Regions from separate parts of the Homo sapiens genome. Here regions 1 and 3 are each linked to region 2. Evidence: chromatin loops called from intact Hi-C (ENCODE). Cell type or tissue: PC-3. All regions are shown on one strand. Region 1 has its middle 110 kb from the start of RELN. Region 2 overlaps RELN (reelin). Region 3 overlaps RELN (reelin).

Evidence for each region. A loop is a pair of places that touch in the nucleus more often than their neighbours do. Peaks named below come from ENCODE experiments on the same cell type or tissue, not always from the same donor. Only the 100,000 strongest peaks of a DNase experiment are listed, where the experiment ranks them.
Region 1: it touches region 2 in a loop (7-fold over the local background); 5 of 110 quality-filtered maps call a loop at or near these places.
Region 3: it touches region 2 in a loop (12-fold over the local background); 8 of 110 quality-filtered maps call a loop at or near these places.

Annotation. Positions count from the first base shown.
Region 1 is chr7:104,095,702-104,098,201 of GRCh38, reverse strand. No RefSeq gene overlaps it. Among named protein-coding and RNA genes, the nearest start is that of RELN, 110 kb to the right of the region's middle. In PC-3, a CTCF peak has its summit at 1,302 (motif pointing right); no DNase peak of the experiment used is centred here.
Region 2 is chr7:103,572,434-103,574,933 of GRCh38, reverse strand. It overlaps RELN (reelin), which reads left to right. Exons shown (of 65, transcript NM_005045.4): 30 at 635-842. Among named protein-coding and RNA genes, the nearest start is that of SLC26A5, 130 kb to the right of the region's middle. In PC-3, a CTCF peak has its summit at 1,281 (motif pointing left); no DNase peak of the experiment used is centred here.
Region 3 is chr7:103,752,244-103,754,743 of GRCh38, reverse strand. RELN (reelin) reads left to right here. Exons shown (of 65, transcript NM_005045.4): 5 at 1,530-1,562. Among named protein-coding and RNA genes, the nearest start is that of RELN, 240 kb to the left of the region's middle. In PC-3, a CTCF peak has its summit at 1,528; a DNase peak (open chromatin) is centred at 1,553.

The DNA.
Region 1 (2,500 bases), 520 kb before region 2:
GGATTTTTTTTTTTTTTTTTTTTTTTTGAGACGGAGTCTCGCTCTGTCGCCCAGGCTGGAGTGCAGTGGCGCGATCTCAGCTCACTGCAAGCTCCACCTCCCGGGTTCACGCCCTTCTCCTGCCTCAGCCTCCTGAGTAGCTGGGACTACAGGCCCCCGCCACCACGCCCGGCTAATTTTTTTGTATTTTTAGTAGAGATGGGGTTTCACCGTGTTGGCCAGGATGGTCTCCATCTCCTGACCTCGTGATTCACCCGCCTCGGCCTCCCAAAGTGCTGGGATTACAGGCGTGAGCCCCCGTGCCTGGCCAGGATTTTTGTTTTGTTTTGTTTTCTAAATTTGGGAAACCATTTTCTAGGTATTCATAATGCATTCTAAAAATATGATTCCTACCACTATCAACTTTCCTTTTACTAAACAACCCAATTTTTTGAGTTACTTGTTCTCCTTGGAATTTATCTCCAGTGATGCTGCTAAAAAAGCTTGGGTTTTGATATGTTGGGTCCCAATAATAGTTTGACAGTCTCCTTACTGCTTATAACCTGCAGTTCCCTACAGAGGCCTCCTCTTCACCACAGTCTCTGCCAAGTGGTTGTCATAGCATTAATTAAACTGGAAGAATAAAGGCATTGCATGTCATTTTCTATATTGGATGCCTTCATGTTATGGACATATCTCCATGGAGAATCCTGTACATAAACTGAAAACAAATGCTTGGTAACATCACACATCCTCAGTCAGGATATTTTTCAGAAGAGAAATTACAACACGTTAAAATGTGAACTCTTTTTGCATGTATCATATTTTTAAAATATCTAGAGAAATATGAGTTTACTACTTTCTTATTTCTAAATTATATTTCAACTTCCTCCCCCAAAACATTAAATGGTCGCATCTTTTTTATGGATACAATTCTTATTATTATTGTATCCAGGCAATAGACTCAACTGCTGTGAAATAAGAGAAATACATTGTTCACTTCATTCATACGTATTGATAAAATTTTAGATTTATTTTTAGATGTCCCCAGGTATTATACTTACAAATCGTATTAAGCTTGTTGTATTTTAAGAAATGTGTTTTTTAATAAGAGTGAACATAATAAAATATAAAGAGAAGAATAAGCAACTTTGGAAAGCTAAGGCTTTATCCTCACATTCCGAAGGTCAACTCACTGGGCTTCTGGAAAACTAGAATTTGCAAGAATTCCAAAGGAAGGCTCTGGAGGTCTCCTCCAGAAAGACACTGTGGACAGCACAATTAGCAAAGTGCATAGGACAACCCTGTTAAACTGAGGGCACGAGAGGGCGGTATTGAGAGTCTGGTAAGGGAACAATTGAAGAGTGAGCTTCAAAGTCAAGCCTAGACGTGCTCCTCAGTGTGTTTCTCCAACTGTCATTACTCGCCCACCATGCCACAAGAAAAGAAATTAAAAGTAAGTGTTCCAAATTTGTATAGCAATTTGACAGAGTAGTTACATTACTATTGAACCTAACACGCATACATTATATATTATCTTTAGTTTAATTATTTTTGTATGTGTATTTTTAAATTTTGGTATTCTAGAAATTCATCATTATTGTAACATATAAAAGTCTTGCTTCATGACAGATTGAATTTTTAAAATTTCTTCACCACAGATAATTTTAGGAGTACTGGTCGAAATTGAGTTGAACTTTGTAAATAAATCCATGTCCAAGGAGTCCATTCTCAGCATACCTGAATTTAGAGCACATGAGTACAGATTGTCCTTGGTTTGTATATTAGATGCATCCTGAAAAATCTGAGCTATCAAGTTGGAGATCAGATTATTTCTAAGGTATTTTTCTATCCTGGTTATGTGATTAATTTATTCATTTAATATGTGTTGTTAAATGTTCCAGATGATTAGAATAGACTAGCGAATAAAATAACAAAAATGGAGTTTACATTCTAGTGGAAGGAAACAAAGAACAAACAATAACCATAATTAAAAGTAAATTACACAAACGTAGAGCAGTAAGTCAATGATGGAAATATAAGAGGAGTACCGGAGTACCAGAGTCGGGGTGGTGTGTGTGTCGGGGGGGATGATTTAAAATACTGTGGTAAGGGTAAGCCTCATTGCGACAACTGAATAAAAGTTTAAGGATCAAGAGACATTAGTCATGTGGCTTTATGGAGGAAGGATGGTCCAGGCTAAGAGGAGAACTGGTACAAACGTCCTGGGGTAGTGTAGCTGAGAGGATGGGGGGTCTGAGAGCAGTAAGGAGGTCAGTGGAGTAGAACAGAGTGGTCAAGGAGAGGCGAGAGATGAGGCCAGAGAGGGAATATGAGCTCAGATCTCATATTGTAAGGACTTAGATTTTTACTCTGAGTGAGCATAGGACCTGGAATACAGGAGTAGTGCTCTTTAAAAGAATCAGTGGACTGCTGTGTCTAGAATACAGTACAGAGGGGGACCTAGTTAGGAGGCTATTCCCAGTGACAGATAATGATGGCAATGGTCTTGAGTGGTAGC
Region 2 (2,500 bases):
AGTATCTCTGAGCACAGTGACCTTTGGATGTTGCTGCAAGCAAAAATGAAAAGAGCTGAGATTAAAGAGGAAAATTGGAGAAAATATTATAAGCTTCAAAATCTTTTTTTTTATTATTTTTCCTGGAGACAACTTCAAAAGGCTTCTTCCCAGCTTTTCAGTATCCCAGCCTTCATCTGGCACGTGACCAAAGACAAACATATGTTGTTGCAGGCCTTCTATGGAGAGTGCTGTCACTCACAGTTTCAAGGATTTTTTTTAAATTTGAGACTGACTGCCCCTATTGATCCTAGAATAGAAGGATAACAAATGAGCAAGTTTTATTGTGGATGAAATCTGTTTCTCAGTTTACACAAATCCTCAGTAGCAGGAACTACGAAAAGGTATGGTTCCCAATGTCTTCCCAATGTCTGTCTCTATTAAAAAATAAAAATTTACAGAGGCAGAATAGTGTTTTTGATGATGGTAGTGATGGCTGTCTTTCAGACCGACAGTTGTGAGATACAAATTTTCATGTGGCCTCTCTCCCTAATGTTAATCCCTATGGACATTCTTCCTTTGCCCATGTGTTGAATAGACCTCGTTTTGAATGATTCCAACAAAGCATCTCTCCTCTCTATTTCTTTTTCTGAAGCTGCACAAGGAACCTGTGTGTCAAATGTCCCCAATCACAATGAGATGTTCGATAGGTTTGAGGGGAAGCTCAGCCCTCTGTGGTACAAGATAACAGGTGCCCAGGTTGGAACTGGCTGTGGAACACTTAACGATGGCAAATCTCTCTACTTCAATGGCCCTGGGAAAAGGGAAGCCCGGACGGTCCCTCTGGACACCAGGAATATCAGGTAACAAGTATTAACTGGTATACTTTTTCACAAACATATTATTTACCACACGATGTAGTCTAACTTAAAACATTCTGTTCTGTTATTGGGAATATATACAATAATGTTTCTGTATATAGATTATGATATGTAAAAATGAAGATAACTTTAGCTTTGGAATAAAATAGGTGGTTTCTACAAAGACCATGCTGCAATTCATAAATCCATGTGTGGTCATCACCAAGGCCTGTGTGTCTAGGGTATGCCAGCTTGATTTTCTGAAGTTTGATATTATTATGAAAACCATTTGGTATTATTCTTAGCATGTGCCGTGTGAAACAAAGATTTTTCCAACCTTACATTCTATGTCTGAAATTGATGCGTCCTCATTTATCTAAGTTGATTTGTATTCACTTATTGAAAATGGTCCCCAGAAATTTTAAATGCCTACACTGACACCTACTGGTAAAATAAAGAACTGTTTGGTTTTTAAGATCAAATGAAATAATAGCACACCTAAAATAAAACTGCTTTTTAAAAGAGCAATTAAATTATTTGAGAAGTGGAAGAAAGGAAATAGAGAAAATGTTTAAAATTTTTAGACCTCCTCACAAAATCTGGGGTCCTGTGTCATATTTTTCCTTCCTTCAATTTCCTTCCCTTTCCATCTGCATTGTTCTCTCAGAGGTGTGCCTGTCAAGCAGGTACTCTCTGTCAGTCGCTATGGACTGAGGCATAATTTACATCGTACTGACTGAAGGCCTGCTGTGAAAAATTTAGCCAAGTGAGTCTAAATCAGCAACTGACAGGTAATTATCTGACTCTAAACAAATATGGTATTCAGCTTCTTAAGTTAGATTTTTCCTCATCTTGGCTGGATGCGGTAGCTCACACCTGTAATGCCAGCACTTTGGGAGACTGAGGCAGGTGGATCACTTGAGGTCAGGAATTCAAGACCAGCTCCTGGCCAACATGGCAAAACCCTGTCTCTACTGAAAATAGAAAAATTAGCCGGGTGTGGTGGCGCATGCCTGTAGTTCCAGCTACTCAGGAGGCTGAGGCAGGAGGATCGCTTGGGCCCAAGAGGCAGAGGTTGAAGTGAGTCAAGATCGCGCCACTGCACTCCAGCCTGGGCAACAAATGCCTAACGTAGATGACAGGTTGATGGGTGCAGCAAACCACCATGGCATGTGTATACCTATGTAACAAACCTGCACGTTCTGCACATGTATCCCAGAAACTAAAGTATAATTTTAAAAAATCTTCATCTTGAGTTTCCAAGGATAGTGTTAACTAGATTTAAGGAATTTCCATTTTTGTAATTCCATTAAATTATAACAGACTGTATTTTTAGTAGAGACGGGGTTTCACCGTGTTAGCCCCGTCTCTACTAAAAATACAAAAGGAAATTAGCCAGGCGTGGTGGCGGGCACCTGTAGTCCCAGCTACTCGGGATGCTGAGGCAGGAGAATGGCGTGAACCTGGGGGGCGGAGCTTGCAGTGAGTCGAGATCACGCCACTGCATTCCAGCCTGGGCAACAGAGCAAGACTCCGTCTCAAAAAAAAAAATAAATTATAACAGACTGTCACAATGAAGTGATATTCAACGGTTTCCTTTTGTTTAGCTCATTATTACAGAATAAAATGAATGGTCATATTAATTAACTTCTTCTAAATGG
Region 3 (2,500 bases), 180 kb before region 2:
AGTGTGATGTTGCATTTCTAGCTCACTGCATCCTCAAACTCCTGGCCTCAGGTGATCCTCCTGCCTCAGCCTCCTGAGTAGCTAGGACTACAGGCGTGCACCACCATGCCCAGCTAATTTTTAATGTTTTTTTTAGAGACGAGGTCTCCTACTATATTGCTCAGGCTGGTCTCAAACTCTTGGCCTCAAGTAATCCTCTTGCCTCAGTCTCCCAAAGTGCTGGGATTACAGGCATGAGCTACTTCTCTCAGCCTCACTTTATACCTTACATTCTCTCTGAGTGACTCGGTCTTCCTTTTGTAACTCCACCACCTCCTGCTTGATAACGATTTCCTAATTGATATACAGTACAAATGTCCCTCCTAGCTGTAGTTCAGCACTAATAGAAGTATAATGTAAGCCCCGTGTGCAATTTTAAATATTCTAGTAGTCACATCTATAAAATGGAAAGAAATAGATGAAATTAATTTAATAGTGTATTTTATTAACACAGAATATGTAAAATATTAAACATTTGGATATAATGTGGTCAATTTAAAACTATTAATGAGATATTTTACATTTTGTGTACTAAATCTCCAAAATCTAGTATGTACTTTACACTTATAGCACATCTTAAGAAATATTTGGCCTGTATTAAGAGTTCATAAAATTGACAATTGAAATGTAGATCCACATACCCAGTGTTTCTTACCTGCTTAAAGATCTTCCAGTAACTGAATTGAGTATCAAAAATCATTTTCCTTTAATGTCCAGATCCACCTTGACAAAATGTTTTCATTTTTATTAGAAGAGCTGATTTACCTTTAATGCAAAAACATATCAGTTTCAAAACTATGTCCAAGTATTATTCTTGTGTCAGCATAGTATTATTAACATGGAATTCACAGAAATATTGCATACATTGAAAAGCAAGTCTAAAATAATTAACATCAAGACATTCTTCAAATTTTTCTTGTAGGTTTTTGCAGACAATTTAGAAGATACTGGAAATTACAGTTAAAATCTTCTGGAGACACAATTCACGTTAGGAAATTCATGTGTAAAACCATTATTAATTTGTATTTTCAAAGTTTCAATTTCAACATAAATTTTCCTACTTTTCCAGCTAGTTTGCAAATAAACCCTTGTTTTCCTTGAAGCTTCAGATTTGGCTTGTTCATATGCACTGTGATACTGGTGAGAGAATGTATATCATTGTGCCAGGTTTTTGTTATTCATTATTGGATAATTGGCAAGTATTCCTTTTGTTTCAAGAAAATCTTTAATTAGAGCTAACAATTCAGTGAATCTTTGCAAAACTCTTCTCTGATTTAACCAATAAGTGTTGGCACAAAATACAAGATCATTAAATTTATTGTCTTCTATTTTTTCAAGGGTTCCAGAAACTCCTAAAAAGACTAAAAAGTCTGTAGCCATTTGATTTGCTTAATGTGACTTAAGTTTTATAACTGTGTTGTGACTCTTTATTACTGGATTTTGCTTTCATTCCTGATCAGTTGTCTTTCTTCTTTCCTCTCTTGATTCAGCTCCAACAGATGTCACTGTGCACCCACATCTAGGTAAGTGTTTAAGACTCTGATGTCATTAACTTTAGTACTTGATCTACTTGTTTGGCTTTTCTGGCTATACGAGCAGATGTTATAGAGGCAAGGAAGCTGTCCTCTCTGATCATTGATCAGTCACTGAAATTGGACTTGGGTACGGATTATACTTGAACACAGAACCTCCTTGAGGAAACATTCATGCTGCCCAGCGGGGGGCTCATGCAGGAACTTTCACACCTGTTAGTACCCTCAGCCCTGAGATCCTATTGAGTGTAAGCTTTTGCATTCTAATGCTTAATTTTCCCCAGAGTCCCTCATAATACTAGATGCCCATCATAAATATTAGAGCATGGAGCTAGTGGGCAAGAAGCCATGAATGTGGAAGAACTGAAGTCATTTAAGATTTGGGATTTATGCTCAAATTAGTACTGAATTGTTAAGAAAAAGAAATTATTTTGTCATTTCTTTAAAAATTGAACTGAAGCTGGGCATGGTGGCTCATGCCTGTAACCCCAACAGTTTAGGAGGCTGAGGTGGGAAGATCACTTGAGACCAGGTGTTTAAGACCAGCCTGGGCAGCAGAGCAAGACCCCCATCTCTACCAAAAAAAAATGTTAAAAATTAGTCAGTGTGGTGGTTGTGCACCTGGAGTCCTAGTTACTTTGGGGGCTGAGATGGGAGGATCATGTAAACCAGGATTTCAAGGCTGCAGCAAGCTATGATTGTGACACTGTCCTCCAACCTGGGCAGCAGAGCAAGATCCTGTTTCTTTAAAAAAAAATTGAAATGAGACTGTTTAAATAAATACCTGCTTCTTAAAATGGCACCATGGATTTTTCATAATGTCATGCTCTTAGTGGCCCACAGTTCTTGAGGCAGGGTATATAGTGGTTAGGATCACAGATTCTGGGAAACTGCCTGGGTTTATCTCACTTTTACCACTTGCTAGCCAC